Linked DNA regions of Homo sapiens: region 1 is linked to region 2. The links are chromatin loops, found by intact Hi-C in ENCODE. Cell type or tissue: PC-3. All regions are shown on one strand. Each heading gives the region's core, and the rest is flanking DNA. Links, peaks and the distances in the headings are about the cores only. Region 1 overlaps SIPA1L3 (signal induced proliferation associated 1 like 3). Region 2 overlaps SIPA1L3 (signal induced proliferation associated 1 like 3).

Region 1 (15,817 bases), core at 3,719-11,718, 59 kb after region 2:
TAGTTCACCTCTCTGAGCCTCAGAGCTGCCATAAATATAAAATGGAAATAATAGTAGTATCTATATTGTAAGGTATTTTGAGGATTAAATGAGATAATATATGTAAAGCATTTAAGACAGTGCTGGCTGGGCATGGTGGCTCACGCCTGTAATCCCAACACTTTGGGAGGCCGAGGCAGGTGGATCACTTGACGTCGTGAGTTCGAGACCAGCCTGGCCAACATGATGAAACCCCGTCTCCACTAAAAATGCAAAAATTAGCCCGACGTGGTGGCGCATGCCTGTAATCCCAGCTACTCAGGAGGCTGAGGCAGGAGAATCCCTTGAACCCAGGAGGCAAAGGTTGAAGTGAGCCAAGATCACACCACTGCACTCCAGCCTGGCCAACAGAGTGAGACTGTCTCAACAATAACAACAACAACAAAAAAACAGCGCCTAACACATATGTGATCTGAAAGCATTAGCAATTATTATCACTATCACCGTCATTATTATTGTTTTAAAGTTTCTAAACTTTCAAATGTTGTATCCTTTCACTTTCAATGCACGTCAGAATGGCTCTGCCTGTGGAGGAATTTCTGGCTTCTCCTGGGTCGTCCAAGAGACAATATAGTCAAAGTTGTCCGAAGAGCAGGCTTGGAGCTACTCCTTTCTTTCACATTTGAGTCGAGTGCTGTATATTCATTTCCACGTGTGTAGTTTTTAATTTTTAAAAGTATGATGTGTGCGCTGGGCATGGTGGCTCATGCTTGTAATCTCAGCACTTTGGGAGGCTGGGGCTGATGGATCACTTGAGGCCAGGAGTTCAAGACCAGCCTGGGCAACATGGCGAAACCCCATCTCTACAAAAAATACAAAAGTTAGCCCGGTGTGGTGGCACACACCTGTAATCCCAGCTACTCCAGAGGCTGAGGCGGGAGAATCACTTGAACCTGGGAGGCGGAGGTTGCAGTGAGCCAAGATCATGCCACTGCACTCCAGCGTGGGTGACAGAGCTAGATTCTGTCTTAAAAAGAAAAGAAAATATATGTAAAGTGTTTAGAGCAGTGCCTGGCACATGGTAAATGCTATAGTCATGTTTGTGGATATCACTACATTTACCAGAGTTTTCTCCTCTGGGTAGCACATAGGTTTTAATGTGACGTGATAAATACTTTTTCTTCACAGCTAGCATTTGTCTCTGATGACTATCTCTAGACATGTTCTCACGTTAGCATGTTAAATGTACCCTCTTTCTTTTTAATGACTGCCTGTATCATATGGACATATCAAAATGTATTTACTGATTCTTTAATGAGAGACTCTTGGGTTTCATCTTTTCGTCTTTCTCAAGTAGTGCTGCAGTGGGGAGCCTCGTCCAAGAAGCTCTGGGTTCTTGAGCCAGTGTTTTTACTGGAGCCAGAATTGCTGGGTCCAGGGATATGCATGGTTTTGATGTAATGAACTGACAAGTTGCCCTCAAAGACGGTTCTGCCACTAGAACCTGGTGTATCCCCACCAACAGAATACAGACCTGTTGGTTTTGATTTGTTTCTTAGTTTGGTTTGGTTTTTTTGTTTGTTTGTTTGAGACAGGGTATCTCTGTGGCCCAGGCTGGAGTGCAGTGGCTCGATCTTAGCTCATTGCAGACTCGAACTCCTGAACTCAAGTGATCCTCCCACCTCAGCCTCCTGAGTAGCTGGGACCACAGGCACACACCACCACACCTGCTAACTTTTTAATTTTTTTGTAGAGACAGGGTCTTGCTATGTTGCCCAGGCTGGTCTTGAACTCCTGGTCTCAAGTAGTGTTCCCGTCTTGGCCTCCCAAAATGCTGGGATCGCAGGCGTGAGCCACCACGCCCCACTTGAGTTGTTTTAGTAATGGGGAATTTCAGGCATTTACAGGGGTAGAAATAGCATATATTGCCTGCATGTACACAGTTGTCACCAGATTCTTTGGTGACCAACACATGGCCAGTCTTGTTTCATCCATTCCTCTGCCTTTGGATCATTTTGAAACAAATCTCGAACATTGTATCATTTCATTTGGGGAGCTTTAAACTGCATGCCCACAGCGTGCCTGTACATCGTGGAAGAGAGGAGGACATTTCTATAAAATCATCCTGTGGTGCTTTTCATTTTCCATGGTGTGTCTTCTCCCTTGATTCTCAGATGCCCCTAAGACATAGACAAGGCAGGTGTATCTGTTGGGAAAACAGAATCCACTCTAGGTATTTTAGCGGAAGGAATTCAATACAGGGAATTTGGTTAAAAAAGTTGGGGAGGAGCAGAGAAACCAAAAAGGGGCAGAGGCCAGTCCCTAGATGAGCAACCAGAGCTGAAGGGCGCAAGGAGTAGGGCACCTTAGCAGAGCCCAGGGCAGTGTTGGGCGGAGGCCTCCTCCGCGTGAGATGCTGTCCACATTGGAGGGAGGACCACCTGGCTTCTCACCACCTCTACCTTCCAGGCTTCTGCCACTGCCCCTGTTGGCTGAGCCTCACCAGCAGTCCTGGGAAATGTAGTTCCCTGTGTTTCAGAGCAGGCTAGGAAAAGGGCAGGCAATGGATCAAAGAGGGAACTCGATCCCCATTTGATAGATGAGAAAGCCAGAGGGTCTAATGGCCTGTCAGGGGCACCTCATTTAGTGACAGGCACCATCCCTGGCACTGAGGTAAGTCCCTTGGTTGCCAGGGTAACCTGAGGCAGCTCTTTGGGCATTGCATGCCACCAGCCAGTCACTGCTGCCTGGGATGGGCCTACATGGTTCCGAGTTCCTCCTCTGCCGGAGGAGTCCCCTCCAAGCTTCCCCCTCCCACACTCAGAGTGGACACTGCCTTTTGTTCCTGCCCATCGCACTGGGCTGTGCCCTGACCCTAAGGAAAGCCCTCCTGAGGACACCGTGCCGGAGAGTTCTGGGTGCTGGAGTATTCTCAGGGAGCCCCCTGCATGAGGTACCAGCATCCTGGGCCACACTAGAGGCCAGAGGAATGTTGTGCCACTGAGCAGCCCAAGCTGGCATTGAGCGGGCAGCTCTGTACTCAGCTGGCATCAGGCAAGTGTGGGTGGGAGCTGTGCTTTGTGCCCTCCTGGAGCTGGTGGCTTCACGGAGGTGAGGGGAGCCCAGGGGAGATGGAAGGTGCCCAGATACACAAACAGGGAAGCTCAACACCAATGTGAGAGTTTAAAGGAGACAGAGAAGCCCAGTTACACAAGAAAGCCTCGGTCAGAAGCGACGTGATTGCTAAGGTGACCTGGGCCCTTCTTGTAAAGCAGACCTGTTTCAAGTACTTTACACTTATTCACTTAGTTAATTCTCATAATAATCCTGTGAGGTAGGTATGGACTGTTAACCCCAGAGAGTTAAGTACCTTGGCCAAGGCCACACATCTAGGGAGTGGCACACCAGGAATCCATATAATAGTGGTAGTAATAGCCATGGACACTTCCTGGTGGTCACCTATGCCAGGCTGCCCTCAGAGCTCTACATATTAACTCATTTAATCTTCACAGTCACCCTATGAAGGAGGTACTTTTTTTTTTTTGGAGATGGGGGTCTCGCTGTGTCACCCAGGCTGGAGTGTAGTGGTGCAATCACAGCTCACTGCAGCTTCACAGTCCTGGGCTCAAGCGATCCTCCCACCTCAGCCTCCCAAGTAGCTGGGATCACAGGCGTGTGCCAACACGCCCAGCTAATTTTTATTATTTTTTATTTTTTGGTAGAGACAGGGTCTCACTTTCTTGCCCAGGCTGGTCTCGAACTCCTGGGCTCAGGTGATCCTCTCGCCGTGGCCTCCCACAGTGCTGGGATTACAGGCGTGAGCCGCCGCGCCCAGCCTTCTTGTTTCCATTTTGTGAGGTTGGTGCAAAAGTAATTGTGGTTTTTGCCATCGAAAGCAATGGCAAAAACCGCAATTACTTTTGCACCAACCAAATACAAATGAGGCAACTGAGGCACAAAGAGATTTAAGGGACCTGTCCAAGGTCACACGGCAGAGCTGAGTTCAAACCCAGGCAGCCTGAGTTCAGAATTTGTGCCCTTAACGGTGGCTCATGCCTGTAATCCCAGCACTTTGGGAGGCCGAGGTGGGCGGATCACCTGAGGTTGGGAGTTCAAGACCAGCCTGACCAACATGGAGAAACCCCTTCTCTACTAAAAATACAAAACTAGCCAGGCGTAGTGGCACATGCCACAGGGAGGCCACTCCCATGCACAGCAGTTAGGAATTGGTTGGAAGTCCTTGGAGGTGATTGGCCTGTGAGTTATGTCTAGTTTGTGTTGAGAAAGTGTCTTCGAGGACAGGAGTGGTGGCTCATGCCTGTAATCCCAGCACTTTGGGAGGCCAAGGCAGGCGGATCACTTGACGTCAGAAGTTTGAGACTAGCCTGACCAACATGGTGAAACCCTGCCTCCACTAAAAATACAAAAATTAGCGGATGTGGTGGTGGGTGCCAGTAATCCCAGCTACTCAGCAGGCAGAGGCAGGAGAATCACTTGAACCTGATCTCAGCAGTGAGCCGAGATCGCGCCACCGCACTCCAGCATGGGCGACAGAGCAACTCCATCTCAAAAAAAAAGGAAATTGTCTTTGAATCCAAGTTTAGGGGAAAAAAAAATCATCTGGAGTTGGTACACTCTCTTGGTCACAAGGAGAGGCCTTTGGAAGAGGAGCTCCACAGCTTCAGTGATGGTGATAAGAGAACCTTTTGTTTGGCACTAACTGGACAGCATGCCCTCCCACACAGCCGTGAAGCCACTGTTGTCGTCCCCACTTTCCAGGGGCATCACACGACCTTCCTGGCCTGTGGTCGCTGCTCAGGCCATGGGGATGGCTGCGCTTCTGCCATGAGTCCTTGGTGATAGCAGGTGAACGGTGAAGAGTCCATGTTCCCGGGAGCCCCTGCTGCTGGTGGAGGAATGGACAAGTAAACGACTGAATAGAGAAGCACGTTGGAACCAAGACTTCTCCAAAGCCAGTGCTTGTAACTGATTCGGGGTGCTGCTGTGGCGTGGTTAGGCATAGAGGCTCACATTCTAGCCTTGTCGCTTCCTAACTCTGTGACTTTGGTCTGGTGACCTCCCCTGCTGGCCTTCCGTTTCCTTAGCTGTAAAATGATCTGGTAAGACCTCCATCAGTCAAGATTGCAATCGGCTACATGTAACAAAAAACCAGTAAGCCGTGGCTTCAGTAAGGCAACAGGTGGTCTCTTACACATGAGAAGAAAAGGGAGGGAGGGCAGCTGGGGGCGGCGCCACTGTTGGGGGGTGCAGGGACAGGGAGCAGGCTCCTTCTGACTCCTCATCTTGCTGTCCCCAGCATGTCACTCTCAGCCTCATGCTCCCAAGATGACGGTTGCACCCCCTGATATGACATTTATATTCCAAGTACAAGAGAAGGGTAGAAGAGGTGTGCCCCATTTATTTATTAGGAAAACAATAGCTTCGCCAAAAGGTCCCATCCCCCATCCCCTGCAAACTTCCTCTTCCCTCACACTGGCCATAATCAGATACATCCTTAGTTTAGCTGCGTGGGAATCCAGGAAAGTAAGCTTTTTGGATTAGTATCCTGCCACCCCAACAAATGTGGACCTCTCTCAAGGAATCAGAAGAGGATGGGTTTGGATTTGACAACCAGCAGTGGAGCCTGAGGTGCCTGGCCCTGGAGTAACCCAGAGCAGGAGTGCGGGATTCTCCCACTGCGGGCCTGACTTCTGGTTTGTGATGTCCAGGAATGCCACTGCTTTGTGCCCTGTTTCTTCATCTGCATGTTGAGAGTGATGCCCCCTGCTGAGGAACACTTGGGAGAAGCTTTAAAACCTGGCTGGGAAGGACTTTGAAATACATCCCACCCCATAGGAGAGCTGAGGCTGGCTTTTGTTTGGAAAATTGTCGGGTTTTCTTCAAGTGGAGCCCAGCCGAACTAGCCGATTGACTGCCAGAGCCCAAACATACTGCCCTGAGACGGCTCATTTATTCACCTCTCTCCCTCCCGCTCGAGTCTGAACAGTGTGGGGGCTGAGAGTGGGAGTGATGGCTGCGGCTCTGCGGCCAGCATCTGGCACAGCGCCCAGCACCCACCAGGTACCCGGCTGAGGATTGACTGCCTTGCTTCTGAGCACCTCTTGATCTGAGGAGCAGTCAGATCTTCCCCAGTCGGTCCCTTCTCTGCACCAGCACCACCCTCCTTCTGGGCTAGGCCACTCTTGCCCCCACGTGGGTGGCTACCCTGGCCTCCTGATGAAGCCTCTGTACCCTCGGCAGGTCACGATCTCCATGACAGCCAGTCGGGCCACTGCCCCCCTAAACCTGCCATGGAGGTCAACTCCAGATTCCTGAACACTGTGGCATCCTTGCACCTGTTTTTCCTCCATCCCCCTCACCCACTCACACCCCTTTCCATGGCCAACTTCTCATCCTTCAGGGCTTAAACACCACCCCTTCCATGCCATCTTCCTTGGCCACCCACTCTCCAGCACCCTGCTCCCATCCTTCGTCAGTTTACCCCTTCCTTCTCTTGCTTTAGACTGATTTGTGTGCTTAAGTGCATTTAATTAATGTTTGTTTCCTCCTTTAGTCAGTGGACAGAGAAGGGGGCTATCGTGGTTACTGCTTTGTTACTTATCACATAGTAAGATCTCAGGAAATACTCACCTAGTGAATGGAAGTAAATCAAATGAATGAAAACTTGTTTGGTTTTTTTTCCCCCTGATTTTGAAACATTCACTGAAAGTAATATGAAAAAATATGGAAAGGGGCCAGGCGTGGTGGCCCACACCTGTAATTCCAACACTTTGGGAGGCGGGTGGATCACTTGAGGTCAGGAGTTGGAGACCGCCCGGAGCAACATAGCCAGACCTCCTCTCTACAAAAAATTTAAAAAATTAGTCAGGCATGGTGGTACACACCTGTATTCTCAGCTACTGACAGAATGAGACCCTGTCGTTAAAAAATATATATGGGGACCGGGCGCGGTGGCTCAACGCCTGTAATCCCAGCACTCTGGGAAGCCGAGGTGGTGGATCACTTGAGGTCAGGGGTTCGAGACCAGTCTGGCCAACATGGCGAAACCCCGTCTTTACTACAAATACAAAAATTAGTCAGGCATGGTAGTGGGCGCCTGTAATCCCAGCTACTCAGGAGGCTGAGGCAAGAGAATTGCTTGAACCCAGGAAGCGGACGTTGCAGTGAGCTGAAATCCCACCACTGCATTCCAGCCTAGAGTGCACTCCAGCAAGACTCCATCTCAAATATATATATATATGTATATATATGTGTATATATGTGTATACATATATACACACACACACACACGTATATATATACGTATATATATGTATATATATGGGAAGGTATAAAGAACAGATTTTCGAAAACCACTAGTAGCCCCAGCATCAAATTATCGAGTCTTTCCTGTCTTTTTTTCTGGGAATGCATCTGCATAGCCTATAGATGTTTACTGTCCTAGGGGTTGATAATTTCTTTAATGGTACTCCTGGTGTTGCTCATTGAGGTTGGGTTTTTTGCCTGTTATAAAGGATACTATGAATTTTTCTGCATCTCTTATTATTTATTTAGGATTAATTTACAGAAGTAGCATTCCTGGTTCAGAGGGTGAGAACTTTTTTTTTTTTCTTTTGAGACAGAGTCTCGCTCTGTCGCCCAGGCTGGAGTGCAGTGGCGCAATCTTGGCTCACTGCAAGCTCCGCCTCCCAGGTTCATGCCACTCTCCTGCCTCAGCCTCCCGAGTAGCTGGGACTACAGGCACCCACCACCACACCTGGCTAATTTTTTTTTATTTTTTATTTTTTATTTTTTAGTAGAGACAGGGTTTCACCATGTTAGCCAGGATGGTCTCGATTTCCTGACCTCGTGATCCACCCACCTCGGCCTCCCAAAGTGCCGGGATTACAGGCCTGAGCCACCATGCCCGGCCTGAGAACACTTTTTAAAGCTCTTGCCAAATTGCCCCTAGAAAGGGATCACCACTGGGAACATTAAAAAAGAAAGAAGTCTGTTGTCCTGGGGAGTGGCCAGTTTCCTGGTGTGCTGGGCTCATCGGGCTCCTGGAGAGCCATTTTCCTGGTCTCCTGAGGGCCTGGTGTCCCCTTCCAGCCTGCTGTGCTCTGCCTGGCCTGGGTTGCAGTCCCGGAGCAGGATGTTTGATTATGGTGTTGAGCAAACAGAACAGCAGGCCCTCGCCATCTGCCAGCTGGTCCCTCGGGCTTGAGAAGAGCTTCACATCCAGCGAGGGTCATAACTAGAGCCTTTCTAGAGCCTTCTGTGGTGCTGCTGAAGGGTGGGGCTGGAGTGCTCATTCCTAACAGTAGCCTGGCCCCACAACCCCCATTCCCACACACCTCTCCCCACTGGGAAGGAAGACAGGTGCCCCCCTGCATGTCTCAGGTGGGTAGAGGCGCCTCCCCTCTGTCCCCAGCTGTCACATATGGAGAGTTGTCCTGAAACTGCCTCTGTGAGGGTGCCCCGCTCTCCCTGACTCCCTCTGGGCTCGGAGGGAGTGCACATTCCCCCAGGCAGCCCGCAATGTTTGTGTTCATCCAGGCGAAGTGGCCCTGCAGGTTCTGGGAGTGGAAATCTCTTATAGGAGAGAGAAAGTGAATCTCAAGCTATGGCATGAGAGTGACTGGGGTGGCACAGAGGGTGATCAAACAGCTGAGTTTTTTGTTGTTTTGTTTTGTTTTTTAAGACAGAGTCTTGGCCAGGTGCGGTGGCTCACGCCTGTAATCCCAGCACTTTGGGTGGCTGAGGCAGGTGGATCACTTGAGGTCAGGAGTTCTAGAGCAGCCTGGCTGGCATGGTGAAACCCTGTCTCTACTAAAAATAGAAAATTAGCCAGGCGTGGTGGTGCATGCCTGTAATCCCAGCTTACTGGGGAGGCTGAGGCAGGAGAATCACTTGAAACCAGGAAGCAGAGGTTACAGTGAGCTGAGATCCCGCCACTGCACTCCAGCCTGGGTAACAAGAGTGAAACTCTGTCTCAAAAAAAAAAAAAAAAAAAAGACAAAGTCTTGCCCTGTCACCCAGGTTGGAGTGCAGTGGCACCATCATAGCTCAAGTGATCCTCCCGCCTCAGCTTCCTGAGTAGCTGAGTCTACAGGTGCATGTCACCATACTCAGCTCATTTTTTTTTTTTTTGGTAGAGATGGGGTCTCACTGTTGCCCAGGCTGGTTTCAAACTCCTGGGCTCAAGCTATGCTCACTGCCTCAGCCTCCCAAAGGGCTTGTATTACAGGTGTGAGCCACCATGCCCAGCAAACAGCTGAGATTTTTTTTTTTTTTTTTTTTTGAGACGGAGTCTCGCTCTGTTGCCCAGGCTGCACTATCTCGGCTCACTGCAGCCTCCACCTCCCAGGTTCAAGTGATTCTCCTGCCTCAACCTCCTGAGTAGCTGGGACTACAGGTGCCTGCCACCACGCCTAGCTAATTTTTGTATTTTTCATAGAGATGGGGTTTCACCATGTTAGCTGAGATTTTAAAATACATTTGTATACATTTTAAAGTTGCTTATGTCATACAAGAGTAAAATCTCACTGTTTAAAAATAACTCATGCAATACAAAAGACTTTAAAATTCTGTTATTGTGAAATGGAACATACATACAGACAAGCATGTAAAACGTGAATACACAGTTTACCGAAGAATTCCAAAGCAAGCACTCAGGTAACCCGGGTCCAGAAAGAGAACCTGCTGGCAGCCTGGAACCCCCATGGGCTCTGGCCACCAGAACCCTTTTTTTTTCCTTTTTTTTGAGACAGAGTCTCACTCTGTCACCCAGGCTGGAGTGCAGTAGTGCAATCTCCGGTCACTGCAGCCTCCGCCTCCAGGTTCAAGCAATTCTCCTGCCTCACCTCCCAAGTAGCTGGGATTACAGGCACCTGCCACAACACTTGGCTAATTTTTGTACTTTTAGTAGAGACGAGGTTTTGCCATGTTGGCCAGGCTGGTCTCGAACTTCTGAGCTCAGGTAACCCGCCCACCTCAGCCTCTCAGAGTGCTGGGATTACAGGCATGAGCCACCGCACGTGACCAGAACCCTCTTTCTAAAAGCAACTGCTCTCTGCACTTCACAGTCACCATTTCCTGGCATTGTGAAAGCTGTGTTCCCTAGATGAGCAACTCTAAATAACGTGGTTCCAGTTTACCTAGTTTTGAACTTTATATAAAAACAGTTGTGAACTGTATATGTTGTTCTGTCTGGCTTTTTCACTTAGTATCATGTCCGAGAGGTGCATTCTAGTTTGGAGTTAATGCATTTCTGGTCCTAAAGCCCATTTTCCTTGATAAACAGACAAGCTTTATGAGTTCTAATATTTGTACATTTTGTTTAATGAGTATTAGAAAAAAAATAAAACGAATCCAACATGGATATTCTTAAGGGTTTAGGCAGTGAGTTGGTTGAAAGGATCACGTTCAGTAAATAATAGTACAGGTGGGCTGCGGCTATGCCTGAGCAGAGGTGCGTGACTTTGGACAGTTTGGGAGCCCCAGTGGTGAGGACAGAATGAATGCACAGATGGCACACACCGTCGCTCCCCTCCCTGAGAAACCACTGTTACCTCTGGGCCTCTGCCTCCCAGATCTTTGCTCTGCAATGAGCTTGGTAGGTAGATAAAAGTATAAAATATGTAGCTTGAAAGATTTTTAAGTGCTAACTTTTTTTTTGAGACAGAGTTTCGCTCTTGTTGCCCAGGCTGGAGTGCAATGGCCTGATTTTGGCTCACCACAGCCTCTGCCTCCCGGGTTCAAGTGATTCTCCTGCCTCAGCCTCCCGAGTAGCTGGGATTACAGGGGTGTGCCACCACACCCAGCTAATTTTTGTATTTTTAGTAGAGACGGGATTTCATCATGTTGGCCAGGCTGGTCTGAAACTCCTGACCTCAGGTGATCTGCCCGCCTCAGCCTCCCAGAGTGCTGGGATTACAGGCGTGAGCCACCTCACCCAGCCTTAAGTACTAACTTCTTAAATGTGGGAGTATGCTTTTCTTCCGAATTAGTACTTCTTGGGGTTTCTAGGTTTGTTCTCTGATTAAAGTAACCAAATCCCTTGTAATATTGCACTTCAGGGTGGGGTAAGAATGGGCCAGGCAGACCCTGCCTGGAATACAGGGAACTCAGGGGCCAGGACAATGCGGCACATGCCAGTGACTCTTTTATTTAGCACATGGTTTGGTATCTGCCTCCTGATTTTTTTTTTCTTTTTAGAGATGGGGTCTCGCTATGTTGCCTAGGCTGGTCTTGAATTCCTGGCCTCAAGTCATCCGCCTGCCTCGACCTCCCAGCGTGCTGGGATTACAGGTGTGAGCCACCGTGCCCAGCCTTTCTTTTTCTTTCTTTTGTTTTCTATAATAATCTTGGCCAATTCCTTAGCTTCCCTCCCTCCCTGCAGATGTTGAGAACTTGGAATCTGGGAGGAGGTGACCAGAGGGGCCAGGCAGAAGCTGCCTGGGACACATCCTTAGTGGTGAGTTGACGTGGGGTTGTGACTCAGAAGCCAGAAATGTGCAGGGCCCTGGCCATCTGTGTGCACACGTGTGCAAGAGATATAGAGAAAAACAGAATGAGAGACAGACAAGGACAGGGCCGTGGAGAGACAGGTACAGGGATGCAGAGGGGTAGGGGGACAGGAGTACAGAGAGATGGAGCAGGGACAAGAAACATGGGACAGAGATGGGGCGGAGATGAAGAGAGATGGGAACAGGCCCCTGAGACATGAGACCTGTTGGCTGGTTAACTAGCTGGTTGGCTGTTTGGGTAATGGATTAGTTAACTGGTCGGTTGGTTATCTAGTTGGCTGGCTAATTGGTTATCTGGTTGGTTTGGGATTTTTGAGTTTTGTTTTTTTTTTTCATGGATTCAGAAAATACTAGTGGAAGATTCACCCTGTTGATGGCCCTGTTTTGGATGCTGGAGATAGACCAGTGAATGGTGGCTTGCTGGCATTTGGGTGTTGGATTGCTGCTCCCCACCCCTCACCCCGATGAGTGCACTGTGAGTGCAGGTGCTGTTGAAAGGATGTATCGCGTGCTTGCCATGTGCCCCTTAGTATGGGAGTGCCCTATGGGGATCATCTTGCTGGATCTACCAGCAGTCTCACGAGGTGGCACTTACCCCCTCTGGTACATATTAGGGCCAGAATTTGATCCTAGGCAATCTGGCTCCAAAGCATAAGCCTAATTTCTGCCTTAAGTCACCCAGGAGTGGAGTGCAGGCATTTATTAAGTGCCCCGGTGTTCATGGCTCTATCCCCAATCTTTAGAGATGACAGTGGTTTTAATGGCCATAGATTTGACCTGCCTGGGTTCAAGTCCCTCTTCTGCTTTCCCTCACTGGGTGCTCTTCAACAGGAACATGCTGCTCTGAGCCTCCCTGTTCCCTTCTGTAAAGTGGGGAGAACAGTAGGGCCTTCCTCCTCAGGATGCTGTGTGGGCTCAGTGGAGCCAGGTTTGAGGCCAGTCCTGAGTGGGGGCTGCCATTGCTATGTGCAGCTTAGGGAGCTTGACCACAGGGCAGGATGCCCACTTGGGCTCATGGTTCTGTAAATGCCAGTTTTTGCTCTCATTTTATTATTATTATTATTTTTTTTTTTGAGAAAGAGTCTCACTCTGTTGCCCAGGCTGTAGTGCAGTGGCACTACAGTGATCTCAGCGCACTGTAACTGCTGCCTCACGGGCTCAAGCGGTTCTCCTGCCTCAGCCTCCTGAGTAGTTAGGATTACAGGCGTGCATCACCACACCCGGCTAATTTTTGTATTTTTAGTAGAGACAGAGTTTCACCATGTTGGTCAGGCTGGTCTTGAACTCCTGACCTCAGGTGATCCGCCTGCCGTGGCCTCCCAAAGTGCTGGGATTACGGCCTGCTCTCATTTTTGACAACAGATGTTCTCAAATGGGGTGGCCCCATGAGTTGTCACGAGGGCAGACTCGAGTCAGCCAATCCCAGGTTCAGATTCCGGCTCCTCCTCCCCTTCTCTTTGTGGCCCTCTCTGAACCCCATTGTGAAGCACGGGTGACAGTAGCAGGTGATTAGAAGCTTCAGTGCAATGGTTTGTGTTATGGTGTCATGTGCTCTGCACAGGGCCTGGCTCCCCGACAGCCCTGGGTCAGGGGCCAGTTAGGATGATGGATGATTACTGCCAGCAGCTGGGTTTCCCCTCCACCCCCCTCCCCACTCCAACCTGGATAACAAGGCCCAGCTGTGTGTGTCCAGCACCTGCACCGCCCCCGCCGGCCCCCAGCTCCCATCCCTGCCAGCCTTCCCACGGCAGGGAGCCTTCCTGGCTGTGGTGTTCCGGGTGGGCCCCACTGCCGCCCCCCATCCCCTCAGCCTAGAGCCATCCTCAGGTTAGGATAAGCAGAGCCGGAGCCACCCTCAGCCCGGCCCCCAGCGGCAGGATGGAAAGAGTGGGACTTTAACAGATGTTCTTTTACAAGGATTCCCTGGCTCTATTTAATCAAGATTGTCGAATATTGATTTAATCTCCAGGCCCAACAGATGCGGTCTTAGCAGGTTTCAGTGGCAATTAGCTGGGATCAGTTTGCAGGTCAGGCTCCGTGCTGGCAAGACACTGTCTTCTAAAGGAGGCTTGGCCTGGCCACAGGAGTGAGCCCTGGAGGAGGGCGCGTACTAAGTATTTAACCATCAGTCTAGCCCGGGCAGTGGCCCACGGGAGCAGGCCCGCAGGCTGGGTCATAGCAGCCCCTGTGGGGCCCCAGTGTTCCCCCCATGATGATAGTGGGGACACTCAGCCCGTTTAGGGCAGCAGCTGTTCACTGAGAAAAAAATAATAATAATAACACTAAAAGAAGCAGCACAGCCACGCCAGGGCCTGCGGCTTGATCATGAGCCTGGCTGGAGCCGGGGAGATCCCTGCAGGGCAGCCTGGAGCCCTGATGATGCCCCCAGTTAAGTACCCAGAAGGGGCCACACCAACAACAGAGGCCTCTCACCTGCGCTTTCAGGCCCCTCGCCTGACTGCATCCCATCATCCCCACTCTACAAACATGGCTGTAGCTGCTGGGTGGGCCTGGCATTTGTGCCCATACTCCAAGAAGCATCCCATTCCACTTCTGCATTTCAAAGGCTCATTAGAGCGAATAGGACTGTGCCCAGAACTGGAACAAGCTGCTTCATCCACATGTGCTTCAGGGGAGGTCACGACAGCTTCCCTTAACCCAGCCAACCCCACAGAGACTCAGAGGGGCGCCCCACCCGGCCCTGGCACTGGGGCTGCCAGAAAGGAGCCTTTGCTCAAGGTGAGCCACCCTGGGCTGTCTGGCCCCTGAGCCCAGAGGAACAAGGGTTCCTTGCCAGGTCACATTTGGTTTGCTTGAGATTTTTTAAAAAGTATTATTATATAAGAAAAAATGAAGGCCGGGCACAGTGGCTCACGCCTGTAATCCCAACACTTTGGGAGGCCGAGGCGGGCAGATCACCTGAGGTCAGGAGTTTGAGACCAGCCTGGCCAACATGGCAAAACCCCATATCTACTAAAAATACAAAAATTAGCCGGGCGTGGTGGTGTGGGTGCCTGTAATCCCAGCTGCTTGGGAGGCTGAGGCAGGAGAATTGCTTGAACCTGGGAGGCAGAGGTTGCAGTGAGCCAAGATCGCGCCACTGCACTCCAGCCTGGGCAACGGAGCCAGACTCTGTCTCAAAAAAAGAAGAAGAAAAAATGATAATAGCCAATTCTCGTTTATCACTGCAGGCCAGGGATATTCTAAGCCATGGCATTTATTAACCCACATCTTTCCTAAGAGTTAAGCTGTATTATTATCTCCATTTTACAGATGGGAAAACTGAGGCATAGAGAGACTAGGTTGCCTGCCCAAGGTCTAGCTAGTTAAGTGATGGAGCTGGGAATTGAACCAAGATAGACTTTGCTTCTATCCACTCTGCTGCAGCCACCACACCAGGGAAGACCTCCAGCATCTGGTGATAAGTGAGAGAGGCAGCTGTGAAGGTATTCACCCATTTATTTTTTTAAAAATTTCATCTCTCTACGCAGGCGTGTAATCATATGAACATTTAACCTATAAATAAAGTTCAGTTATACCAGGTAGCAAAATTAAAATTAGACATTTCAGTTTAAGTATTTGGGGTGATTACAGCCTCTATTTCCCTGGGGAATATGTGAACACAAGGTGGGGTGCACTGTCCTTCCCTCATTGGCTCTGCGTGGGAGCCTGTCGCCAGGCCACGGAGGACTCTGCCTTTGGAAACATGCAAATTGTTCAGACTCCATGGGCCCTCAAGTAGAGAGCTCTAACTGTGCAGCTTGGAAGTCTCTCCCCATTCTGACTTCTAGAAGGTAAGGGCCTTGCAAGGGGTGACTCTCACTCTGCTCATGTTTTCCCTCACATGCTGACTTTTTTTTTTTTTTTTTTTTTAAGATGGACTTTCGCTGTTATTGCCCAGGCTGGAGTACAGTGGTGCGATCTTGGCTCACTACAACCTCCACCTCCTGGGTTCAAGCAATTCCTCCTGTCTCAGCCTCCCGAGTAGCTGGGATTACAGGTGCCTGCCACCACACCTAGCTAATTTTTTTTTTGTATTTTTAGTGGAGACAGGATTTCACCCTGTTGGCCAGGCTGGTCTCGAACTCCCGACCTCAGGTGATCCACCCGCCTTGGCCTCCCAAAGTGCTGGGATTACAGGCGTGATGCGTTACTGCACTAAAAGCACTTCACACCATGCTTGGCGTGCAGTGAGCACACGCTAAGTATAAGCTGTGTTCATTCCCTTGGGGCTGCGTGGGCATCTTGCATGCATTACACATAGCTCTACCTTGCTATTTATTTATTTATTTATTTATTTATTTTTG
Region 2 (15,817 bases), core at 2,666-10,665:
AGGAACTGCACAGATAATATGATGAATAGGGCCAGGCATGGTGGCTCACGCCTGTAATCCCAGCACTTTGGGAGGCCGATGCAGGTGGATCACTCGAAGTCAGGAGTTCGAGACCAGCCTGGCCAACACGGCGAGACCCCGTCTCTATTAAAAATACAAAAATTTTCTGCACATGGTGGCACATGCATGTAATCCCAGCTACATGGGAGGCTGAGGCACGAGAATCACTTGAACCTGGGAGGTGGAGGTTACAGTGAGCTGAGATTGCGCCACTGTACTCCAGCCTGGGCAACAAAGTGACACTCTGTCTTAAAAAAAAAAAAAAAAAATTATGAATGGGATGGTTCTAGAAAACTCCAAGTTGGTCAGCTACTCCCCTTTGGCCTTGAAAAGTGGTGACATGAGGCTCCATGTGGTTTTTGTGGGCCTGTTTTCCTCCTTTCAGAGGAGAGTGGCCTTTCTGGACTGAAGAACATGAGCTAAATGGGGACAGCAAGGAATCTGGGAGTGGAGGTCCTCCAGGGCTTTGGGAGGCTCCATTCAGGTCGCCTACGTGCTGGCTCTGTGGTCAGTTGTGCAGGGCGAGTGTGAGTGCGGGAAGTCAGCAGACCTGGGTCCCTGGTGCTCCCAGCTGCGTGACCCCGGCAGGATCCTCAGACTCGCTGGGTCAGTGTCAGGCACGGTGCTAAGCACAGAGGTGGTACCCAGTCACCGTTGGTTGTTCTGAGGACAGCAGAATAGTGAGGGCAATGGAGGGTGGGCCCTATGGTCAGTCAGCTGGATTCAAACCCTGGCTGTGTCAGGTCTGAGTTATGAGACCTTGAATAAGTGACTTAGCCCCCTGCCCCTCAGTTTCTTCATCTGTGAGATGGGGATGACACCCACTTCACATGGGGCTGTGGGGATCACGAGATGATCTATATGAAGCCCTTGAACCAGCTCTTGGCACAGAGAAAGTTCTCATTGTGCGTTGGCTGTTTTTATTGCTATTATTATTATTATTATTTTTGAGATGGAGTTTCACTCTTATTGCCCAGGCTGGAGTGCGGTGGCGCGATCTCGGCTCACTGCAACCTCCGCCTCCTGGGTTCAAGCGATTCTCTTGCCTCAGCCTCCCGAGTAGCTGGAATTATAGGTGCACGCCACCATGCCCAGCTAATTTTTTGTATTTTTAGTAGAGACAGCGTTTCACTGTGTTGGCCAGGCTATTATTATTAAACCATCCTAGAAAGCATCATAAGTGGAAAGTGTAAATCGCAGATACGTTCAGGGGAACAGATCCCTAACGGGGGAATCTGTGGAGAGCTCCTCCTCTGGAGGGCTTGTTCAGAGCTAGCATTCGAGCCTTTGTGTTTCCAGAACGTACCTGAAAAAGTGTGTGAAGGAGGGGCCAGGAGCGTGTCGACCAGGTGTGATGTTGTCTTGCCACGGGGACAGGTTTCCCAAGGTCAGAGGATTCCACCAGATTGTTCAAGGTGCCGTATGAATAAACACTTGAAGCATTTTAATAGCTGTACTTTTATTTCAATGCATAGCAGGAAAGTAATTTCATTTTATTTTATTATTTTTTTTTAGAGACGGGTCTTGCTCTGTCGCCTAGGCTGGAGAGCAGTGGCACAATCATAGCTCACTGCAGCCAAGAATTCCTGGGCTCAAGCAATCCTCCTATTTCAGCCTTCCAAGAAGCTGGGACTATAGGTGTGCACCACCACACCTGGCTAAGTTTCTTATTTTTATTTTTTATAGAGATGTGGGTCTCGCTTTGTTGTCCAGACTGGTATTGAACTTCTGGCCTCAAGTGACCCTACCACCTTGGCCTCCCAAAGTGCTGGGATTACAGGCGTGAGCCATCATGCCTGGCCGGGAAAAGAATTTAAACAGCATGTCAAACCTAGTATCCCATGGCTATTTCTGCATTGGGTGAGGCTAAAGTTGGTACTTAAGCCAAAAATAAAAGTGAGTATAGTTAAAGTGTGAAGTAAGCCGTAGCTCAGGTGCTCTGGGATATGGTACAAGTGGCGCCAGTGTGTGGAGATCTGGGAGACATGGTGCTAGGAGAAAGGGGTCAGGGCTGGGCTGTGAAGTTGTTTTTCAGCGGTGGAAAGGCTGAAGCTCCCTCAGGAGGTTGCTGAGCTGTTCGGCCCCCTTTGCCTCTCTCCTCCTTGGCTCTTGAAAACCACTGAAGGTCTGAGCACAGCCACTCTAGAGTGGAGCAGCCGCCCTGGCTGCTGTAGTTTCCCACATCAGAGGTGGTGGGATGGATGAGGAAATATACCAAGTGTTTATCGCTAGCGCCTTCTCTTCCTGCAGTGGGATGTGAGAGCTGTGGAATGGCCTTGAGCAGCTACCTGTGATAGTGGTAATAATCTTTAACCAATGTGAGTGAGTGCCAAGCACTTCCCATGCTTGATGGCATTGAACCCTCCCTCTACCATGTGATCTTTCGATCTGTCAGTTGGGACACACTGGGCTGCAGGTAACAAGACGTCTGGTGACTCCTGGCTGAGCAGTAGAGACGCCCCATTGCAAACATCCTGGAGGAGACAAGCTCCATGGCTGGTGCAGAGGTGCTCACCTGGAACTCCAGGCACTTATGTTTCTGTGTTCAACCCTCTGTGTGCAGGCGTTTCGTTCGTGCTGGTGGGGTTGGTCATTGTGTGGTCATGGGATGGCTGCCCCAGCCTGAGGATCAGATCCTCAGACACGGCATCCTGAGCTAGGAGGAGAGGAGTAGGGGAAAGGTTTCCTCTTCACGTGCCTTTCCGTTTGAAAGAGAATATGTTCTTATAAATACCCCTCCTCCCAGCAGACCTCTCTTTACATTCCATTGGCCATAAAGGAGCCAGGGGCCGGCCCTAGCTGCAAGGGAGGCTGGGGCAGCACATGTCTGTACCGTGAGAGACAGCAAGAGACAGGGGATGGCAGTGGCATCCGCTAGACAACCAAGTGTCTGCTGTGGGTGGGTGCTATTACCACCCTTGCTATAGATGAGAGAAATCAAGGATCAGAGAGGTGAGAGAATGGCTTGCTTGGCATCTCATACAGCGTGGAGGGACAGAGCAGGGATCTGAAGCCATGTATTCCCACAGAGCCTGCAGTTTTAACCCCTGTGCAGTGCTACCTTCCTGAGGGGGACACCCAGCCGGCCATAATGCAGCGTGGTGAGTAGATGAGCTGCAAGTGCGGGGGAACACAGGAAAGAGAAACTCGGCTTGGGCACCATCAGGGAGAACTGTGAAGAGGGGTGGTTGGGCTGGCCTTCGAAAGGTTAGTAGGAGTTCTGCCAGATACACAGGAAAATGGCCTGAGGAGGTGGGGCCTGGGCAGAGGGCACAGAATGAACAAAAGCGGGTTGGGACAGTGTATGCTGGGTGGGTTAAGGAAGCCTCTTTGGGTTGAAAGGTGAATTTGTCTTATGTCACTGGGAAGTCTGTAGGAGGGGAGCTTCAGATGCAGCCCGAGTATGGGGCCCACACGTGCCATTGGGGCTCTCCTTGGCTTCGCTCTGCCAGCAGGCTGGAGTCGGGCAGATCCTCCTGGTTTATCAACTCAGTGGAAAGAGGATTTAGAGTCTTCAGTGGTTTGTTTTGTTCCGAGACAGGGTCTAGGTCTGTCACCCAGGCTGGGGTGAAGGGCATGATCATAGTTCACTGTAACCTTGAACTCCTGGCCTCAAGCAGTCTTCCCACCTCAGCCTCCAAATAGCTAGGAGTACAGGCATGCACCACCACACCTGGCTGATTTTTAAATTTTTGGGGGATGTGTGTGTGTAGAGATGGGGTCTCACTACATTGCCAGGGCTGGTCTCAAACTCCTGGCCTCAAGTGATCCTCCTGCCTTGGCCAACCAAAGTGTTGGGATTATAGGCGTGAGCCAGCACACCCAGCCAGTATTTATTTACTTAGAGACAGGGTCTTGCTCTGTTACCCAGGCTGGAGTGTAGTGGTTCAATCAGAGCTCACTGCAGCCTCGACCTCCTGGACACAAATGATCCTTCCTCCTCAGCCTCCCGAGTATCTGGATTTACAGGCGGGAGCCCAGCCTTTATTGTTTTTAATTGATAAGTAAACATCACATATATTTATGGTATACAACATGCTGTTTTGGTATGTGTGTACATTGTAGAATGGCTAAGTCAAGCCATTTAACATAATGCATTACCTCACTTGCTTTTTTTGTAGTGAGAACACTTAAAGTCTACTCTCTCAGCCATTTTGAAGTATGCCATGTATTGTTAGTAATTGTTGCTACCATGATGTACAGTAGCTCTCTTGAACTTATTTCTCTTGTCCAACTGAAGCTTTGTGTCCTTTGACCAACATCTCCACAATCCTCCACTGCCATCCTCTGTATTTTATTTTATTTTATTTTTTTGAGACAGAGTCTCACTCTGTTGCCTAGGCTGTAGTGCAGTGGTGCCATCTCAGCTCGCTACACCCTCCACCTTCTGGGTTCAAGCAATTCTCCCTGCCTTAACCTCCCAAGTAGCTGGGATTACAGGCACCCACTACGACGCCCAGCTAATTTTTGTATTTTTAGTAGAGACGGGGTTTCACCATGTTGGCCAGGCTGGTCTCGAACTCCTGACCTCAGGTGATCCACCCGTCTCAGCCTCCCAAAGTGCTGCGATTACAGGCGTGAGCCACCGTGCCCGGCCAATCCTCAGTGTTTTTATACTAGCCCCAGGGAATATTCCATTTGGGTTGTATGCCTATCCAAGAAGGTGGTATTTGGGAGTGGGTGGGGGAAGATGAGGTAGAGATGCTAGATACACAACATAATATCCACAAGTACATGTGCAACTTTTAATAGATACCTTCGTCTTCTGTACTTTAGTTTCCTTGTCTGAAAAGTGGGACTAATACAATCTTCCCTGCCTCATACATAGGGTTTGGGAAGATTCCACATGGTAGGCATTCACCAGTACAGTTAGAGAATGTTCTTTGGGCCGGGCACGGTGGCTCACATCTATAATCCCAGCACTTTGGGAGGCTGAAGCAGGCGGATCACTTGAGGTCAGGAGTTCGAGACCAGCCTGGCCAACATGGTGACACCCGATCTCTACTAAAAATACAAAAATTAGCCAGGCGTGGTAGCATATGCCTGTAGTCTCAGCTACTCGGGAGGCTGAGGCACGAGAATCACTTGAACCCAGGAGATGGAGGTTGCAGTGAGCTGAGATTGTGCCACTGCACTCCAGCCTGGGCAACAGAGTGAGACTGTCTCATTAAAAAAAAAAAAAAAAAAGGCCGGGCACGTTGGCTCATGCCTGTAATCCCAGCACTTCGGGAGGCCGAGGCAGGTGGATCACGAGGTCAAGAGATCGAGACCATCCTGGCCAACATGGTGAAACCCCGTCTCTACTAAAAATACAAAAATTATCTGGGCGCAGTGGTGCGCTCCTGTAGTCCAGCTACTCCGGAGGCTGAGGCGGGAGAATCGCTTGAACCTGGGAGGCAGAGGTTGCAGTGAGTTGAGATTGTGCCACTTCACTCCAGCCTGACGACAGAGCGAGACTCCATCTCAAAAAAAAAAAAAAAAAGAAAAGAAAAAGAGAGAGAGAGAGTGCTCTTTGGAACCTAGAGCACTGGTCTCCCAATTGGTAGAAGGCCCCAAATGGCACCTTGCCAGGACCTGGTGTTGCCATTTAAACTTGGGCTGCTTGGATTCAAATCCCAGCCCCAGCTGGTAAGAGCTAGATAACCTTGGGCAAGTAGCTTTACCTCTCTGTGCCTTAGTTTCCACATCTGTACCAGAGAGAAGAATGCTTAGGGCACTGCCAGGCACATGGTAGACATCAGTAAATATTCTTTTGATGAGTGCATGAATGGAAAATCTGAGTCAGAAGCGACTCACGGCTTGTTAAACCTTTTTGGATTTGTATCGCCTAGAGTCCCTCCAGAAAAGCATTACTCTGTTACTGCAGGCTGAGATGACCCATTTCCCTGTTCCTCAGCCAGCCCTGTGTCTTATCTTCTAGGAAAGAATTCATAGTAATTTTTTCCAGGAGTATGTGGTAGGACATAGTAATTTTGATTGGTAATGGAACCAGCCTAATATTATGGACATGTAAGAAAATGTCCATGTTTTTCAGAGCTGCAAACCGAAACGCATAAAGTTGAAATGACATGATATCCGGCATTTGCTTTAAAATACTTCAGGCCGGGTGTGGTGCCACACATGTGTATTCCCGGCACTTTGGGAGACCAAGGTGGGAGGATTGCTTGAGCTCAGGAGTTGGAGATCAGCCTGCGCAACATAGCAAGACCTCATCTCTACTAAAAGTAAAAATAAATTAATTAACCAGACATGGTGGGATATGCCTGTGGTCCTAGCTACTCAGGAGGCTGAGGCAGGAGGATCACTTGAGCCTGGGAGGTTGAGGCTGCAGTGAGCCAAGATCACACCACTGTAGCAGCCTGGAAGACAGAGTGAGACCCTGTCCAAAAGTAAATAAATACAATAAAATACTTTGGTAAGAAGGAAAAGGGGGGAAAAGGAAGAAATAAAGAATAGATGAAGCTAATATGGCAGAATCTTGACAATTTTTGAATCTAGGTTTGGGTACAAGGGAGTTCATTGTACCTTACTCCCTACTTTTTTTTAGCATGTTAACAGAACAAAAACCAGCCCTATCTATCACACACACACACACACACACACACACACACACCCACACACACACAAAGACTAAAAATTGTGTGACCATGAAAAGCACTGCGATCCTGCTGCCCACAGACAGTTGGGAAGGTCCTGAGCCAGGGTGGCGATGGGTAAATGACCACCTTGCAGTTCTTCGTTCATCCCCTTTGTGAGGAGACCTTTTCTGGTTCAGCAACTGGACAGATAGTGGATTTCAGGCCAAAGCATCAATTTCTCATCTCTTTCCTGCTGAGGAGGAGGAGACCAAACCCCCCAGTGACTGACTCCTGGGATCCCTTTCACTGCTGGGCCTGGTTTTACCATGGGGTGGAGGGAGCCACAAGCTGCTCTTCTCCAGGGACCTGTGTGATGACGGCAAAAACGTAACTGGCCAATCTTCCACAATGACTAAATATTAACTCCAGCCCCGCTCCTGGACGCACATGAGCAGTCTTGCCCATCCTTGTTAAACAGGCAACCGCCCCAGCCTTCTCTCTAGTTGCACATGGAAGTGAGTGGTGGGCTGGGTTTTCCAGCGCTGAACGTGCTCTTCATTCCGCTGCCTGTGGACGTTAGGGAGGGGCTTCCGCAGTCCATCTGGCACTGGGTGGGTCTCAGTCCGGGCGGGCGATCCACCCAGGAACTGACCCCTGGTTGCTCCAGAAAGGTCATCGTTTAAGAATGTTTCTTGGGTAGCCCAGTGGGAGACCCACGTGTGCGTGTGGTCAGCTGTAGCTTCCGGCTGTCTCACTTCTGCTGAATTCCAGCAATTTCTCATTTCCTTTAGGAAACAGGATGAGTCTGGAGAGGAGTATGAAAAATCATGACAAACCTGGCGATAGGGACACTGGGAACCTAGCCCTGAATGAAGCTTATAGTTGGTCATGATTGCCAGGGTCTTGAACAGTGTGGACCAGGGGAAAGAAGGTACCTGGGGCCAGATGCCCTGGATTCAAATCCCACCACCCCCACTAACACTTGTGACCTTGAGAAAGTTGCGTAACCTCTCTGTGCCTCAGTTTGCTCATTTGTAAAATGATGATAGTACCTGCCTCGTAGGATTTAAGGATTAAATTAGATACTGTTTTTTAAGTGTTTGAAACTGCCTCTTCTGTAGTAGTTCCTCAATTAATAGTGGCTATGACAGTATTATCATATCCTGTTGTAATGGGCATGCACAGTTAGGATTAAGAACCTTTGGTCAGCTAGGTGTGGTGGCTCACACCTGTAATCCCAGCACTTTGGGAGGCCGAGACGGGTGGATCACCTGAGGTCAGGAGTTTGACACCAGCCTGGCCAACATGGTGAAACCCTGTCTCTACTAAAAATTAAAAAAATTAGCTGGGCGTGGTGGTGGGTGCCTATAATCCCAGCTACTCTGGAGGCTGAGGCAGGAGAATCGCTTGAACCCAGGAGGCGGAGGTTTCAGTGAGCCTAGATCACGCTACTGCATTCCAGCCTGGGCAACAGAGTGCACAGAGTGAGACTCTGTCTCAAAAAAAAAAAAAAAAAAAAAAGAACCTCGGTTTATAAATAGTGGTTCAGATGGAAGCAGAAATTAGAGGAGAGGAAGAGGGAAGCACTTTTCTCCCCAGCAGTCCATGGTTTGAGGAAATAGGCTTAATTTCATCGTTGAAAAATGTTATTTTTCACTCGATGTTCAAAATCTCCTAGGAAAGCAGGGGCAAAAGACTTTTTTTTTTTTTTTCCTCCTCATGCTTGGTCATGCAAAAGACTTTAAAGAGAGAAAATGTCTCTTCCCCACTTCTCTATATACATGCTGGGAAAAAAAAGACTGGAAGGAAATGAACCAATGTCTTAACAGTGGTTGCCCTTTGGTGGGGAGAGAATGAGTAACTCTATAATCTTCTTTGTACATTTATGTTCCAAGTTTTTTATATATATATATATGTTATATATATATATATAACATATATATAACATATATATAACATATATAACATATAACACACATATAACACATATATAACATATATAACACACATATATATAACACATCAATCATATACACATATATATCACACACATATATCACACATATATCACACATATATATATATCACATATATATCACATATATATATACTACTTTCATAAACAGGAAAAATGTTAAAAAGTTAAGGAATCATGTGAGCTTGGCTTCTGGGGAGGTTGGGTGGAGTTACTTCAGAATAAAGCTCTCTGCTTAATGTTTGAGTGTCCAGAGACGTTTGCACCCCACCCTTCCTTAAGGTGTACTTGAGGCCTATTAAATTTCTACCTAGAAAGTTCTTGATATCAAAGATGATCCCTCAAACTCCATTCTTCCGCCTGCCCAGACTTGTTCTAGATATTTATCTTCTCTCCCACCTTTCTCTTGAGATGAAAGAACTCTAATTCTTTTGTGGTTCTTCTGATCTTGCAAAAGAACCACATTTTTTAAAACTTAAAAAAAAAATTCTGAGACAGGGTCTTGCCCTGTTGCCCAGGCTGGAGTGCAGTGGGAACAATCATAGCTCACTTCAGCCTCAGCCTCTTAGCTCAGGTGATCCTCTTGCCTCAGCCTCCCAAATAGCTATGACCACAGGCATGTGCCACCATGCCTGGTTAATGGTTTTTATTATTCGTAGAGACTGGGTCTTGCTATGTTGCCCAGGCTGGTCTCAAATTCCTGGGCTCAAAGCAATCCTGCCGCCTTGGCCTCCCCAAGTGCTGGGATCACAGGCATGAGCCACCGTGCCTGGCCCTGCAGTTTTTTAGTACTTTTTTATTATGATAAAATATGATAAAATGTACATAACACAAAATTAACCATTTAAAACTTTTATTGTGGCACAATATACATAACAAATTTTTTTTATATTTTATAATTAGCTTTAGCTTGATTGTGGTGATTTTGTCACAATGTATATGTATATACAAGTTGTCCACCTTAAGTATGAACAGTTTTTATTTGTCAGTTATACCTTTAAGGAAACTGTAAAAAAGAAAATATGCACAACTCATTTAGTAACCTAGAAGTCAAGTGTTTAATTTTCTGAAATTTTATTATGCCCAGTTACATTACTGATAGATATAGTTACCAAAAAAATGTACCTTACGTGTGCAGTTCAGTGGCATTCAGTACATGCACATGGTTGTGCATCCATCATCATCCATCCACAGAACATTTTTCATCTTGTAAACTGAAACTCTGTCTCTGAAAAACAATATTCTCCATCCCCAAGACCCCAGTCCCTGGAAGCCACCTTTCTATTTTCTGTCTCTATGAGATTGACGAATGTAAGTGTCTCCTATGAGTGGAATCATCCGGTATTTGTCCTTTTGTGGCTGGCATATTTTATTTAGTATCATGTCTTTAAGGTTCATTCATGTTGTATATATCAGAATTTCCTTCCTTTATGAGGCTAAATAATATTCCAATTCATATTTAAGGCTAAATAATAATGATATGTATATATCACATTTTGTGGCCAGGTGCGGTGGCTCACACCTGTAATCCCAGCACTTTGGGAGTCTGAGGCGGGCGGATCACAAGGTCAACAGATTGAGACCATCCTGGCCAACATGGTGAAACCCTGTCGGTACTAAAAATACAAAAATTAGCTGGGAGTGGTGGCGTGCGCCTGTAATCCCAGGAGGCAGGAGAATCGCTTGAACCTGGGAGGCGGAGGTTGCAGTGAGCTGAGATCACGCCACTGCACTCCAGCCTGGTGACAGAGCGAGACTCCATCTCAAAAAAAAAAAAAAAAAAAAAAAAAAATTTATATGTATATATATATATCTCACATTTTGCTTATCTATTTATCTGTTGATGGACACTTGGGATGCTTCTACCTTTTGGCTATAGTGAATAATGCTGCTGTTAACACTGGTGTGCTGGCAGGGCACAGTGGCTCATGCCTGTAATCCCAGCACTTTGGGAGCCAAGACAGGTGGATCACTTGAAGCCAGGAGTTCGAGACCAGCCTGGCCAATGTGGTGAAACCCGATCTCTACTAAAAATACAAAAAAATTAGCCAGGCGTGGTGGCATGCTGCTGTAGTCTCAGCTACTCGGGAAGCTGAGGCATGAGAATGGCTTGAACCCAGGAGGTGGAGGTTGCAGTGAGCCGAGTTCACACACTCCAGCCTGGGCAACAGAGTGAGATTCCATCTCAAAAGATAAAATAAAAATAAGACTGAAAACAGGAGAGTTTATTCAGTAAACATCAACTGAAGACCCTACTCTGGGCCAGGCACCAATGAGCAAGGCAGGCACAGCTCCTCCCTGGTGGAGCCCACAGCCAGGGAGAAAACACAAGAACCGCAGAGCCATATGGATAAGTACTGTGTTCTGCGTGCTCTGAAGAAGAATGGGATTTTTCAAGCTGTAGTACAGGGAGATTCACAGAGGCTCCCCAAGGAAGTATAGTTTAAGTGTCATTTTCTGGGTGCAAATGGAAAACGTGAATTTGGTGTATGTCTCTAGATAAGCCCCACTTCTGAATGATTCCGGCTGTGGGCAGGGATCCCCAGATGGGCGTTGCTATGGAAGCAGCTTGCACCTCTCACTTCCTGACTTGAGTTTATTTCCGAGTTTCCCGTGCCACCGCCAGTTCCCAGCTGTAAATACAGACGTGGCAGGGTCCCTTTTTCCTGCTGCCTCGTAGCTGCCCAGAGAACGGATGTGGCTGGAATCCAGCCCAGGAGCCTCCTCCCGAGAGAGCTCGTTGTGGAACCTGCCATGTGGCGGTTTCTCTTCCATCCCGCCTCTTTCCTTTGTCCTCTCTCGGGACTGTGCCAGCGTGCCCCAGCCTGTGTTTTGAAACTTTAGACCCCAGCTTGTATTTGGTAGAGAAATGAGCTCATGAGGGCTTCCTCCGCCACCCAGCAACCGGGAAGTTGAGTCAAATCTCTTTCATTTCAGATCCATCCCCCACCCCCACCCCCAGGCCAGATTTGCCACCCTTCTGACAGAAACTGGGTTAGCTGTTCTCTGGGACTGTTTGTGAGGAGGGGACTTGTTGACCTGAACAAAGGAACTACAAACAAGACAGGGGAGGGATGTGGCTGATTGCTCACTGGGATTGGGACTTTTCAGCTACCCTTCAGTGCTTTCGAATAGTAATTGCTAACGTGTTGAGAATTTACAGTGTGCTAGACAGTCTTTAAATCACTTTTAATCCATTTAACAGCTCAATCAAGTGTATATAATTATCCCCATTCTAGAGCTGGGGAGGCGGTGGGCAAGTTCGGCAAGTTGAGTCATTGGCCAAATTCCTGTACTGCAGCAATTTAGGCAAAAAGTGGGCATTTAACCAGAGGCTCCTGGGGCGGCCCAGAGACCTGAAGAAAGCCTCAGGACCAGTCAGTTACTTGGTTGCAAGTAACAAAAACACCAACTCAAATAGACATAAATTTTAGGGGAAAGGATTGGCTCATTCAACTGGAAAGCCCAGAGGTGGGGCAGATGTCTGGGCTGGCTGGTCCAGGAGCCTGGGGCTATTGCCAGTGACCCATTTTCCTTCTGTCTCTTTATTGTTCCCTCTGATGTCAGTGTCATCCTCAAACGTGGCTCCCCTGAAAGTTGCACACCAGCTGCCAGGACCCGCTCAGGCTTGTGTCCTTATCCCTGTCCTGAAAGAAAAAGAAGGTATCTGTCCCGAACTATCATGCAAAACCTCAGAGCTCCTGTCTGATTGGACTAGCACTGGTCATGTGATCTTCCCCGAACCAATCACTAATAAGAGGGGTGAGCTCACACTAGCAGGCTGGTTGCAAAACCTGCCATAGAGGAAGGGCGGGCTGGGTGCTGGGATTGGAACCAGGACACACATGCCACTGTATCTGCATTCTCTTCCTCACTTGTTCACTCCCCACCTCTAGATCTGCGTTATTCATTCTCTTATATTCAGTCTGTCTTTCTGCTTTGTATTCTACTGGACAGGAAGCCTGGCCATCACAGACTGCTGAGCAATACACGTTTCAGTACAGGCCCCCAGAGAGAGTCACCGCATGTTCTCTCAGCCCGAGTCCAAAACAACCCGAGGAGTGGAGGATGTCTCCCTCCGGACTAACCGGGGCCGAGGAAAGGGTTCTTTTGACAGGCTCAGCTGAGTCAGATGTCCCCCACCCACCCCCGGCCAATCAGCTACAGGCAGGGATGAAGTCATTGCTCCCTCTGTCCCCTGCCACGTGCCTACTATAACATCTTCATAGGACCTCTAAGCTGGAATCATTTAAGCAGGATGCCAAAGGACAGCAATTGGGCCACACTTCTTGACTGTAGTGACACTAAAACCTCATTGCAACTCTCTACAGGAAGGCCAGCTCTTCAGTGTGGCCCCCCAGACCCTGCTTGCTCTGGCCCCTGCCTGCCACCCGCCCCCACTCCCGCCTCATCCTGCAGATCCCTGTGCACTGCGCTCCAGCTGCTGGGCCTGCCTTCCTTGAATGCACCATGTCTTCGCCTTGCTCCTGGGCTGCTTTCTTGGTTCTCCCACCGTGCTGCCCACTACCCCTGCCCTTCTGGCCTGGCTGATGCCGACTCCTCCTTCAGATGTCTCCTTCAACACACTCCCAGGGGGTTGCTCCGAAGCCCACCCCGCCCTTCTTCCCTGAGCTACTCATCTGACCTGATCAGGGCTTCCCCCTCCCCTTAATGTCAGCTCCATAAAGGCAGGAACCAAATCTGTTTTGTTAAAGGTATGACCCTTTCCACCAAATATGCTCCTTACTAAACTTTGCTAAGGGAATGAATGAAGTGATAATAGTGACATAAGGAGAAAGGGAAAGCGGAGCACAGTGACTTGCCTGTCACTCAGCTAGGAATCCTGGCACTGTGGGAGGCTGAGGTGGGCAGACTGCTGCAGGCCAGGAGTTCGAGACCAGCCTGGACAACATGCTGAAACCCCATCTCTACAAACAATACAAAAATTAGCTGGGCATTTTAGTGTGCACCTGTGGTCCCAGCTACTTGGGAGGCTGAGGGGGGAAGATTGCTTAAGCCCCCGAGGTTGAGCTATGATCCCACCACTGCACTGCAAGCCTGGGCGACAGAGTGAGACGCTGTCTCAAAGAAAAATAAAAGCACCCAGATAAACAGGCGGTGAATGGTGGAGGAAAAAACTGGGTGCCAAGACATCATGTAACTAGTTGGGGAGGTGATGCTGGGGCTGAGAGCATCAGTCAAAGTTTGCTGGTCTAGGGGAGTGGTGGTGGCAGGGGTGAGTCCAGGGTAGGGGTTGGGGACTGTATATAAAAAGAGCCTGAGGTGGGGTAGAGCCAGTCTCGAAGAACTGAAAGGCCCGAACCTAGAAGCAGCATGAGTGAGGTGGGGATGGAGCAGTAGAAGGTGCAAGAAGCAGACAGGGCCAATCATGCTTGACCTTGCAGGCTTTGCAGGGTGTGGGGCATCACGCCTTTTACCTTCTAGGGAGTGGGGCACGTTAAGAGAGGGAAGAGGGCAAGAAAGGTAGGAGGGCTTTGAATATTGGCATGAGAATACTCTCCAGGGAGATGACAGTCCCCCACACTGACATGGGCAGCATCTGTAGAAACAGGAAATGCGTCTCAGACACATGGAAAGATACCTGACTCTGGGCGTAATAAGAGAAATGCCAATTAAAATCATGCCGAGATACTACTTCGCACCTCTCAGAAGGGCAAGAGCACAAGGCGTGCGCACATGCTGTGGGCAGTGGTGCGGGGGGCATCCAGGCTTCTCCGGAGCTAGTGGGAGGGAAAGCAGAACTGTCGCTTTGGAGGGGACTCTGGCCATTCCTGTGAGTATGACCGGGCACACACCCACCTTTCACCCCGGCAGCTCCACTTCTAGGAAGCTTCACCTACACATGTTCCCAAGTGTGAGAAGTGATCTTTGTCCAAGGTTATTCATTACAGCAGTGTTTGTCAGAGCAGAAAAGGGGAAATGGCTTGTGTGTGCCTTAATAAGGCACTAGAGGAATCAGTCGGGTTTGTCTGTGCAGCGGAATACCATGCGGCCGGGAAGGTAGAGTAAGGCCCTGATAAGAGGGGCCTTCCGTGTCTGTGGTGCTGCTAAGCAGGAAAACGAAAAGAACGCGATGGCTCCCGCCTATAACCCCAGCACTTTGGGAGACCAAGGCAGACGGATCATTTGAGGTCAGGAGTTCAAGACCAGCCCGGCCAATGTGGTGAAACCCTGTCTCTACTAAAAGTACAAAAATTGGCTGGGCACGGTGGCTGACGCCTGTAATCTCAGCACTTTGGGAGACCAAGGCAGACGGATCATTTGAGGTCAGGAGTTCGAGACCAGCCTGGCCAACATGGTGAAACCCTGTCTCTACTAAAAATACAAAAATTAGCCAGGCGTGATGGCACGCACCTGTAATCCCAGCTACTCTGGAGGCTGAGGCAGGAGAATGGCGTGAACCCGGGAGGCGGAGGTTGCGGTGAGCCGAGATCACGCCATTGCACTCCAGTGCAGTGCAAAAGTGAAACTCTGTCTCAAAAAAAAAAAAAAAGAAAGAAAAGAAAAAAACAAATATTGTATTTGTAATTGCCCGGGGGAGGGGGGATTTTGGAAAATGTGAGGAGAATATAGGTTTTGTGAAGATTCCAATGCCAGTCAGCCCTGGAGCACTCTTCATTATTTATTATTATTATTATTATTATTAATTCTTCTTCTACCTTTTTTTGCTTAACTTAAGCATACCCTGTTAGAGCACTCTTAACTGTCAAATTAGATCACCTTCATTTTCCATACCAGGCACTGTGTTCTTGGCTACATGTGTGTAAGTATCTTGGTGTGTGTGTGCATGTGTGTGCATGTATGATTTAGTTACTTTATTGAGATCTCTGAGACACCATCTCTGAGCGGCCTTCCTCAGCACCCTGTCTAAAATGGCCCTCCCTGTCGCTGTCTTCTGCTTTATTTTTCTTCATGGTGTTTATCACGGTCTGATGTTCTATATTTGCTTTCTACACCATCCTCCTTGGAATGTGAGCTCCGTGAAGGCAGGGATCTTTGTCTTTGTTCCTTTCTGTATCCCCAGCGTCTAGAGCAGTGCCTGGCCCATAGCAGTTGCTTCATGAGTGCATGTTGAATGAATGTGAGTGCGTCTGAAGACTGAATGTTATCCTCCTATTGCAGATGCGGACCTCAGGCCCCCAGAGGCCTTGCCCTCTTTTCATGGACTCTAAGAAATGAAGAA

What was found. Peaks named below come from ENCODE experiments on the same cell type or tissue, not always from the same donor. Only the 100,000 strongest peaks of a DNase experiment are listed, where the experiment ranks them.
Region 1: a loop joins it to region 2, with 2.7 times the contacts of the local background. A loop is called at or near these places in 6 of 110 quality-filtered maps.

What each region holds. Positions count from the first base shown.
Region 1 is chr19:38,050,050-38,065,866 of GRCh38, forward strand. The region is part of intron 2 of SIPA1L3 (signal induced proliferation associated 1 like 3); the gene reads left to right. Among named protein-coding and RNA genes, the nearest start is that of SNORD152, 110 kb to the right of the region's middle. RefSeq lists enhancers at 2,308-2,809, 5,507-6,077. In PC-3, for the core only: no CTCF peak of the experiment used is centred there; a DNase peak (open chromatin) is centred at 11,462; H3K27ac peaks cover 1,774 bases.
Region 2 is chr19:37,992,340-38,008,156 of GRCh38, forward strand. The region is part of intron 1 of SIPA1L3 (signal induced proliferation associated 1 like 3); the gene reads left to right. Among named protein-coding and RNA genes, the nearest start is that of SIPA1L3, 93 kb to the left of the region's middle. RefSeq lists enhancers at 6,644-7,843, 11,142-11,673, 12,080-12,199, 15,072-15,131. In PC-3, for the core only: no CTCF peak of the experiment used is centred there; DNase peaks (open chromatin) are centred at 5,852 and 7,292; H3K27ac peaks cover 4,346 bases.